2 separate regions of the Homo sapiens genome follow, and region 2 is linked to region 1. Evidence: read pairs that join two places in POLR2A ChIA-PET (ENCODE). Cell type or tissue: PC-9. All regions are shown on one strand. Links, peaks and the distances in the headings refer to the core of each region. The heading gives the core; the rest is flanking DNA. Region 1 overlaps NT5C2 (5'-nucleotidase, cytosolic II). Region 2 has its middle 9.0 kb from the start of RPEL1.

Region 1 (5,377 bases), core at 60-5,059:
TTTGAAGCTGCCTCTTTCAGGTCACTATGACATCTGAGCAGCTCAGCTTGTCTTCTAACCATATAGCAAAACACATTCCACTGAAAGGTTTGGCCTGATGACTTATCCTCAGCCCAGAAAACTAAACAACCATAAGGAAATGAAGAAGGAGCAACAGTCATACATTTTAAAGGCTAGTTTCTTAATAATGACATATGACTGGCATCTCTATATTGAAATTCAGAAAACTGATATTAAGCAAGAAAAAAGCTGGAAGTTAGATATTTATTTACTTAACTAAGAATATTTAGCTTCTTCTAAAGGGAAATTGTAAAGCATCACATACGATGTATACTTTGTGATAATGATCAGCATAGCCTAACTTAACCAATGATAAATTACCAATCCAAATAAATGTCTTTAATGAAAAGACCTGGAAACAGAATATTCTACAAATTGACTTAACTAGAAAACTAAAATAAATTTCTTCTAAATGGTTTCTATTTAAAATTTTTAATTAACAAAAGCAAATACTGTTAGGAGATACAAGTCTGATGACTACATCATGATGAGTACAGATAATAATCTACTGTATACCTCAAAATTGCAAAGGGATTAGATTTTAAATGTTCTCATCACAAAAAAAAATGATAAATGTAAGAGGTTATGCATGTTAATTGGCTTGATTTAGCCATTCCATATCAACTTGTACACCATAAATACATACAATTTTTGTCAATGTTTAAAAAGACATATACATATACACACACACATATATATATAATGTTTTTATTGTTCTAAAAGCACACATATACTTTATTTTAAACACGGGGCATGGTGGCTCACACTTGTAATCCCAGCACTTTGGAAGGACAAGGCAGGAGGATCACTTGAGAACAAGAGTTCAAGATCAACCTGGGTAACACAGCAAGACTTTGTCTCTACAAAAACAATACAAAGATTAGACAGGTGTAGTGGTACACGCCTGTAGTCCCAGCTATTCAGGAGGCTGAGACAGGAGAATCACTTGACCCCAGGAAGTTAAGGCTATAGTGAGCCATGATCAAGCCACTGCACTCTAGCCTGGGTGACAGAGCAAGACCCTGTCTCAAAAAAAATTATAATAATTTTAAAGCAAATTCTTGCAAGATACCAAGAACCCAAATTTTCTACATTTAATTTTTTTTTCAGGCTGGGAGTGATGGCTCACATCTGTAATTCCAGCACTTTTGGAGGCCGAGGCAGGAGGACTGCTTGCAGCCAGAAGATCAAAACCAGCTTGGACAACATAGTGAGACCACATCTCTAGAAAAAAATTTTTTAAATTACCAAGCATGGCTAGGCATGGTGGCTCACGCCTGTAATCCCAGAACTTTGGGAGGCTGAGGCAGGCGGATCACAAGGTCAGGAGTTCAAGACCAGCCTGGCCAACATGGTGAAACCCAGTCTCTAAAAATACAAAAATTACTTGGGCATGGTGGCGCATGCCTATAATCACAGCTACTCCAGAGGCTGAAGCAGGAGAGTTGCTTGAACCAGACCCAGGAGGCAGAGGTTGCAGTGAGCCAAGATCATGCCACTGCACCCCAACCTGGGCTACAGAGCGAGACTCTGTCTCAAAAAAAATTAATTAATTTAAAAAAATAATAAAAATTACTGAGCACTGTGGTACACACCTGTAGTCCTAGCTACTGGGGAGGCTGTGGCAGGTGGATTGCTTAAGCCCAGAAGTTTGAGGTTACCGTGAACTATGATCACACTACTGCACTGCAGCCTAGGCAACAGAATGAGACCCTGCCTCTTTAAATAACATAGATAAAAAATTTTTTTCAATGATCTAAAACATCAAGCCTTTGAAAATGTTTTTTCTATTGTTTCCAGTACATACACCTTACTATATGAAAGAACGTAGGGTACAGAATCCATCTAAAATATTCCAGGAAATACCATTCCAAATGAGTTAGGAGTATACTCATTCAGGCTATGATACACACACACAAGCACACACACATGCACACTTTTTTTTTTTTTTTTTTTTTGAGACATGCTCTCATTCTGTCACCCAGGCTGGTGGCATGATCTCAGCTCACTACAGCGTCCACCTCTCAGACGCAGGTGATCCTCCCACCTCAGCCTCCCAGGTAGCTGAGTCCACAGGCGTAAGCCACCACACCTGGCTAATTTTTATGTTTTTTTTTTGTAGAGACAGGGTTTCGCCATCTTGCCCAGGCTGGTCTCAAACTCCTGAGCTCAAGGACTCCGCCTGGCTCGGCCTCCCAAAGTGTGTGGACTACAGGCGTGAACCACCATGCCCAGCCTATGATATATATTAAATATAATTAGGATGTTTATTAAATAATGTTTACCAGTCCTCATTTCCACTGCTAAAAATGTTACACCCTAATGTTAATTAATACTTTATAGTGTAAAGACCAAGCAAATAATTGAAGAAAAAGTATAGAACTCCATATAACATAATCTTTTCCAAATGTTATGTTTTATTACATAGACACACATAAATGTTCTGTTTTATACTTTAACACGCCATACCTAGCAACATATCTCACACACAGAAGAGAATCGTTAGTACCCATTTGACAGGAATCTTTAATGTTTTCACTTTTTCAGGGTTTAAGGAGTAACAGCATCCTAACACCCAGAAATGCCACAGTGACCTACCATGAGGCAAATATCACCAGCCTACTTAAAAAACCAACTATTGATATAATAATTAACTTCTGATATACTCAATAACAAGTAACTATATTTTTCAAAATATTAGTATCTATTGAAACAACAAAATATTACCTAATTCTGACTTAGCTTTCCTATACAGAGAAGACTGCACTTAGAAATTTTTTGTCTGCTTACAAAAACTTACCTACATAAACCAGTTTAGCCACTTTTCCAGTAAGATTTCAAAGTAATATTCATTTCCTTTTTCCTGTAGCCCAGAAACAGCTAAGTGATTAAGAGTCATTTTAGACTTCCTGTAGTTCCCATGCAACTTTTTAGCACTGCCAATATACCAGCACCTGTACTTACTGCCGGCTTTCCTGGTGTGGGAGGCAAAGATGGTTCTAGTAGGGCCCAGATTTTTCTACCCCAGAAATTCACTTTAGGTGTAGATTTCTAATTTCTTCTTAAAAATAAATAATTACTAAATACATTATCTACTCCCAAGGACCCTAACTACTTAAGATTTAGGTAGAAGCAAACATTTAATTGAATCTATAAAAAGAGTTAAGTAAAAAGAAAATACAATTTAGGCCGGGCTCAGTGGCTCATGCCTGTAATCCCAGCACTTTGGGAGACCAAGGCTGGAGGAATGCTTGAGCCCAGGCATTTGAGACCAACCTGAGCAACACAGCAAGACCCCGTCTCTAATAAAATAAATTTTTTTTTAAAATACAGGTTAAGGCCGGGAGCAGTGGCTCACGTCTGTAATCCCAGCACTATGGGAGGCCAAGGCAAGTAGATCACCTGATATCAGGAGTTTGTGACCAGCCTGGCAAACACGGTGAAACCCTGTCTCTACTAAAAATTAAAAAATTAGCCAGGTGTGGTGGTGTGTGCCTGTAATCCCAGCTACTCGGGACGGTGAGGCAGGAGAATCGCTTGAACCTGGGAGGCAGAGGTTGCAGTGAGCTGAGACCGCGCCACTGTACTGAGAGACAAGAGCAAAGACTCTGTCTCAAAAAATAAAAAACAAAAATTTAAATACAATTTTAACTTTAAATTTTTTTTTTTTTTTTTGAGACGGAGTCTCGCTCTGTCACCCAGGCTGGAGTGTGCAGTGGTGTGATCGCAGCTCACTGCAAGCTCCGCCTCCTAGGTTCACACCATTCTCCTGCCTCAGCCTCCCGAGTAGCTGGGACTACAGGCACCTGCCACCACACCCGGCTAATTTTTGTATTTTTAGTAGAGACGAGGTTTCACTGTGTTAGCCAGGAAGGTCTCGATCTCCTGACCTTGTGATCCACCCGCCTCGGCCTCCCAAAGTGCTAGGATTACAGGAAAAAAATTTTATTTAAAAATATTTGGGGACCACTCACGGTGGTTCATACCTGCAATCCCAGCAGTTTGGGAGGCTGAGGCGGGTGGATCACTTGAGGCCAGGAGTTCAAGACCAGCCTGGCCAACATGGCGAAACTCCATCTCTACTAAAATTACAAAAATTAGCTGGGCATGGTGGCCACACCTGTAATCCCAGCTACCAGAGAGGCTGAGGCATGAGAATTGCTTGAACCCAGGAGGCAGAGGTTGCAGTGAGCTGAGATCGCATCACTGCATTCCAGCCTGGGCGACAGAATGAACTCTGTCTCAAAAACAAAAACAAAAAAATACAAAAATTAGTCAGGTGCAGTGGCCCACGCCTGTACTCAGCTACTCAGACAGCTGAGGCAGGAGAATTGCTTGAACCCAGGAGGTGGAGATTACAGTGAGCCGAGATCAAGCCACTGGACTTCAGCCTTGGCAACAGAACGAGACTCTGTCTCAAAACAAAACAAAACAAAATCTGTAGAGTTGGGGTCTCATCATATTGCCCAGGCTGTTCTCAAACTCCTGGGTTCAAGCAATCCTCCTGCTTTGGTCTACCAAAGTGCTGGGATTACAGATGCGAGCCACCATGCCTGGCCTACACTTTTAAAGAAAAAGTGATTTCGAGAAAATATTACAGTCTAAAATCAAAACAAGGAAACTTTGCTAATACCCAGAGTTACCCACATTCAATCTAACACACAGTAGCCAGCAGACACAATTTTTAAATTCTGTTTAAAAATTACAGTCAGTTTGTGGTAAATATCAATTAATAATTTCATTCTTGGCCAGGCGCGGTGGCTCACGCCTGTAATCCCAGCACTTTGGGAGGCTGAGGTGGGCGGATCACAAGAAGAGTAGATCAAGACCATCCTGGCTAACACAGTGAAACCCCATCTCTACCAAAAATACAAAAAATTAGCTGGGCATGGTGGCGGGCACCTGTAGTCCCAGCTACTTGGGAGGCTGAGGCAGGAGAATGGCGTGGACCCGGGAGACGGAGCCTGCAGTGAGATCGTGCTACTGCACTCCAGCCTGGGCCAGGGAGCGAGACGCCGTCTCAAAAAAAAAAAAAAAAAAAAGAATTTCATTCTTGGCCGGGCGCAGTGGCTCACACCTGTAATCTCAGCACTTTGGGAGGCCGAGGCAGGTGGATCACGAGGTCTGGAGTTCAAAACCAGCCTGGCCAAGATGGTGAAACCCTGTCACTACTAAAAAAAAAAAAATAAGTAAATAAATAAAAAATACAAGAATTTCATTCCTGGGCTGGGTGCGGTGGCTCACGCCTGTAATCCTAGCACTCTAGGATGCCGAGGCAGGTGGATCACCTGAGGTCAGGAGTTCAAGACCAGCCTGG
Region 2 (5,377 bases), core at 251-5,250, 84 kb after region 1:
GGAATGCAATGGTGCGATCTTGGCTAACTTCAACCTTCGCCTCCCAGGTTTAAGCAATTCTCCTGTCTCAGCTTCCCAAATGGCTGGGATTACAGGCGCCCACCTAATTTTTGTATTTTTAGTAGAGATGGGGTTTCACCATGTTGGCCAGGCTGGTCTCAAACTCTTGACCTCAGGTGATCTGCCCACCTTGGCCTCCCAAAGTGCTGGGATTACAGACGTGAGCCACCGCACCCAGCCCATTGCCTGATTTTTTTTTAATTATTTATTTATTTATTTATTTTAAGAGTATTGGTTAAGTTGGCCGGGCGCAGTGGCTCACGCCTGTAATCCCAACGCTTTGGGAGGCAGAGGTGAGCGAATCACCTGAGGTCAGGAGTTCAAGAACAGCCTGGCCAACATGGTGAAACCCCATCTCTACTAAAAATACAAAAATTAGCCAGGCATAGTGGTGGGCACCTGTAATCCCAGCTACTCGGGAGGCTGAGGCAGGAGAATGCCTTGAACCTGGGAGGTGGAGGTTGCAGTGAGCTGAGATCATGCCTCTACACTCCAGCCTGGGCAACAAGAGAGAAACTCCATCTCAGAAAAAAGAAAAAAAAAAAAGAGTATTGGTTAAGTATTTTGTTGGATAGTCTTCAATTTGAGTTTGTCTGACATTTTCTCATGATTAAATTGAAGTTAAGCATATTAGGAAGAATACTAATTTTTTTTTTTTTTTTTTTTTTTTTTTGAGACAGATTCTTGTTCTGTCACCCAGGCTGGAGTATAGTGGCACAATCTCAGCTCACTGCAACCTCTGCTCCTGGGTTCAAGCAATTCTCCTGCCCCAGCCTCCCAAGTAGCTGGGACTACAGGCATGCACCATGACATCCAGCTAATTTTTATATTTTTGGTAAAGATGGGGTTTCGCCATGTTGGCCAAGCTGGTCTTGAACTCCTGACCTCAAGTGATCTGCCCACCTTGGCCTCCCGAAGTGCTGGGATTATAGACATGAGCCACTGTGCCCAGCCTTTTTACTATATTTTGAGTTAATTTCTTAGTCATTGTCCTGGGAATTACAATTAACATCTTATTTAATAACAACTTAGTTTAGATAAATGCCAACTTAATTTCATTATTACACAAAAAATGTGCTCCTATATAGCTTTGGTTCCCTTTCTCCTTCTTTGTGCTATTATTGTCACACAAAATACATCTTAATACATTGTGTGCATTATCAATGCAGGTTTATAATTACTGCATTATGTACTTATCTTTTAAATAGGATAGGAAAAAATTAAACAAAATTAAACAAGAATACATTTATGCTACCTTTTATATTTACCTATGGAGTTACCTTTAATGGTTTATTTTATTTCTTCATGTAGATTCAAATTACTGTCTACTGTCATTTCAGTCTGAAAGACCTCCTCTAGGATTTCCTTTTTTGTTTTTTTGTTTTTGAGACAGAGTCTTGCTCTGTTGCCCAGTCTGGAGTGTAGTGGCGCAATCTCGGCTCACTATAACCTCTGCCTCCTAGGTTCAAGCAATTCTTATGCCTCGGCCTCCCAAGTAGCTGGGATTACAGGTGCGTGCCACTACGCCTGGCTAAGTTTTTTTTATTTTTAGTAGAGACGAGGTTTCACCATGTTGGCCAGGCTGATCTCAAATTCCTGACCTCAGATGATCCACCTGCCTCGGCCTCCCAAAGTGCTGAGATTACAGGGGTGAGCCACCGTGCCTGGCCTAGGATTTCTTATACGTCAGGTTTACTAGTGATGAAATCTTCCAGTCTTTATCTTAGAATGTTTTAATGTCTTCTTTCCCTCCTTCATTTTTGAAGAATAGTTTCGTTAGATAGAGAATTCTGGGGTGACAGGGGGTGTTTTTTTCTTTCAGCACTCTTAATATATGTCATCTTACTGCCTTTTGGCCTTTATGGTTTCTGATGAGAAATAGGATGTTAATCTTATCGAGCATCCATTGTACACGATGAGTCCTTCCTTCCTCCCTCCCTCCTTTTTTTCTTTTCTTTTCTTCCTTCCTTCCTTTTTCTTTCTTTCTTCTTTCCTTCCTTCCTTTTTCCTTCTTTCTTCCTTTCCTTCCTTTCTCTTTCTTTCTTTCTCTTTCTTTCTTCTCTTTCTCTCTTTCTCTTTCTTTCTTTTTTGTGAGACAGGGTCTCACTCTGTCACCCAGGCTGGAGTGCAGTGATCATGGCTCACTATAGCCTGGCCTCTCAGGCTCAATCAATCCTCCCACCTCAGCCTCTCGGGTAGCTGGGAATACAGACATGCACCACCATGCCCAGCTAATTTTTGTATTTTTTGTAGAGACAGGGCCTCACCATGTCTTGAACTGGTCTTGAACTCCTGGGCTGGTCTTGAACTCCTGGGCTCAAGCAATCTACCTGCCTCAGCCTCCCAAAGTGCTGGAATTACAGGCATGAATCACCACGCCCAGCCTACTTTTTTTTTTTTTTTTTTTTTTTTAAAGAAGCAAGGTCCCACTCTGCTACCCAGGCTTCAGTACAGTGGCATGATCATGCCTTGCTGCAGCCTCAAACTCCTGGGCTCAATCAATTCTTCTGCCTCAGCCTCCCAAGTAGCTAGGACTACAGGCACATGCCACTGAGTCTGGCTTTTTTTTTTTTTTTTTTTGGAGAGACAGGATCTCACTATGTATCTCAGGTTGATCTTGACCTCCTGGCCCCTCAGGTGATCCTCTTGCCTCAGTCTCCCAAACTGCTGCTGGATTACAGGCCACCATGCCCAGCTGCTTTCTTTTTTTAAATTTGAGATGGAGTCTCACTATATTACCCAAGCTAAAGTCGAACTCCTGGGCCCAAACTATCCTCCCACCTCAGCCTTCTGAGTAGCTGGGACTACAGGCATGCACACCACACCCAGCTTGTGATGAGTCACCATTGTCTTACTGATTTCAAGATTCGCTCTCCTGCCTTTGGCTTATAACAATTTGACTACGATGTGTCTTGGTGTGAATCTCTTTGAGTTTATTTTACTTGGATTTTATTGAGCTTTCCAGATGTATAGATCAATGTTTTAAATTAAATTTAGAAAGTTTTCAAGTTTTCAGCCATTATTTCTTTAAATATTCTTTCTGCTCCTTTTTTTCCTCTCCTCTCCTTCTGGAACTCCAGAAGTTCACTTAGGCTCTCTTCATATATCTTCATTCTTTTCTTTTTCTGTTCCTCAGACTTGATAATCTCAATTGATTTATTTTTAAATTCATTGATATTTTCTTCTGTCTGCTCTATCTTTTTTTTTTTTTTTAGATGGAATCTAGCTCTTTGCCTTAGCCTTTGCTTCATGCTTGTGAAGAGCCTGAAGATCAGCCAGAACACTTAGGGCATTCTCAGATCTTTCCTGAACATGTGCATAGGCCTCGGCATGCAAGTGGCTTTCCGGTTTCCCAGGGATATGTCAGTTTTTCAAAGTCCTTCTTCTCCAAAGCATCTCATTCTTCAGTCTTCTCTCCCAAGCTTTATATTAGTCTATTGTTTGCCCCAACTGTTATCCAATGCCCCAGGCAGCAATAACCAAAACATTTGCCTGTAAATATCTTCAACAAATGCTCCTTGGGTAGCCACACTCACCACTAGAGAGTTCCAAGTTAGACAAGATAAAGGTAAGCACTTGAGAAAGTCCTCCAGGGAGCCACCATACAGGTCAAAACAAAGATAAAGGTAAGCACTTGAGAAAGTCCTCCAGGGAGCCACCATACAGGTCAAAACAAAACAAAAACAATTTCTTGCGAATTAGGTCCATTCTCTTCCCTCTAGTACTGGTACCTATACTGGGACTGTAGCTATTTTCTCCAAATTCACTGCTAACCTGGGGATGGGACCAGGGTAAGTTAAAATACTACAAAGCTTGCTATTCTTACTAAGAATCAGCTGTCTTTTTTATGAAAACATTTCACTGGCTGCTGCAGGCCTTTTGGTTAGTGTCTAGAGTTCTGAAAAGTTGATTCTAACAGTTTTTTTGTTTTTTGTTTGTTTGTTTGTTTGTTTAGATGGAGTCTCGCTCTGTCGCCAGGCTGGAGTGCAGTGGCACGATCTGGGCTCACTGCAACCTCTGCCTCTCAGGTTCAAGTGATTCTTCTGCCTCAGTCTCCCGAGCAGCTGGGACTAGAGGCATGTGCCACCATGCGTGGCTAATTTTTGTATTTTTAGTAGAGACAGGGTTTCACCATGTTGGCCAGGATGGTCTCGATCTCTTGACCTCGTGATCAGCCCGCCTCGGCCTCCCAAAGTGCTGGGATTACAGGCGTGAGCCACCGTGCCCAGCCAATTCTAACAGTTTTAACCAACCTTTTGGTTGCATTTATGGAGGGATAAACTTTTGGATTTCCTTACTCTGCCATTTTTCACTGATAACACTTCAGTATTCCTTATTACTGGTAATGTTAACTTTGATCACTCAGTTAAGGTAGTGTCTGCCAAGTTTCTTCACTGCAGAGTTACTATTTTTTCTTTTTCATATGCTATTCTAGAGGTCAGCAAACCATGGCTGGAGGCCCAAATCCAGCCCACTGCCTGTTTTTATAAATAAAGTTTTATTGGCATACAGCCACATTCATTCATTCACATATTTTTTATGGCTGCTTTCATGCTACATCAGTAGGGGTGAGTTGTTGCAAAAGAGATCATATGGCTTAAACAGCCTAATATATTTCCTATTTGGGTCTACGCTGACCCCTGCATGATTTGTTAGAAGTGCACCACTAAATCAGCCCACACTTAAGGGAAGGAGAATTAAGCTTTCCATTGTGGAGGGAGGGGTATCAAAACATTTGGGGACATATGTTAAAAACAAGATAATTAATGCATATTTGGAGGTTTATACTTAGATGCTATGTAAATATCCTGGTCCTCCTTAGAGTTTTGCCCACTAATATTAGCTTCATCAGTGGACTTTATCTGCAGCAATTATTACTGTGGTGTTCTAATTTTCTGTTTCCTTCATTCCCATTTTTTTTTTTTTTTTTTTTTTTTTTTTTGGAGACAAAGTCTCACTCTGTCACCCAGGCTAGAGTGCAGTGGCATGACCTCTGCTCACCTCAGCCTCCACTTCCTGGGTTGAAGCGATTCTCCTGCCTCAGCCTCCTGAGTAGCTGGGATTACAGGTGTCTGCCACAATGCCCAGCTATTTTTTTTGTTTGTTTTTTAAGGACAGAGTCTCACTCTGTCACCCAGGCTGGAGTGCAGTGACGCCATCTCAGCTCACTGCAACCTCTGCCTCCCGGGTTCAAGCAATTCTCCTGGCTCAGCCTCCTGAGTAGCTGGGATTACAGGTGGCCACCATCACGCCTGGCTAACTTTTGTATTTTTAGTAGAGACGGGGTTTCACCATATTGGCCAGATTGGTCTCAAAC

What was found. Peaks named below come from ENCODE experiments on the same cell type or tissue, not always from the same donor. Only the 100,000 strongest peaks of a DNase experiment are listed, where the experiment ranks them.
Region 2: POLR2A ChIA-PET joins it to region 1 with 16 read pairs; 9 of 35 experiments call an interaction of 5 or more read pairs at or near these places.

What each region holds. Positions count from the first base shown.
Region 1 is chr10:103,168,530-103,173,906 of GRCh38, forward strand. The region is part of intron 3 of NT5C2 (5'-nucleotidase, cytosolic II); the gene reads right to left. Among named protein-coding and RNA genes, the nearest start is that of NT5C2, 22 kb to the right of the region's middle. In PC-9, for the core only: no CTCF peak of the experiment used is centred there; DNase peaks (open chromatin) are centred at 142 and 2,912; H3K4me3 peaks cover 331 bases; H3K27ac peaks cover 4,805 bases.
Region 2 is chr10:103,252,248-103,257,624 of GRCh38, forward strand. No RefSeq gene overlaps it. Among named protein-coding and RNA genes, the nearest start is that of RPEL1, 9.0 kb to the left of the region's middle. RefSeq lists an enhancer at 2,509-3,008. In PC-9, for the core only: no CTCF peak of the experiment used is centred there; a DNase peak (open chromatin) is centred at 2,894.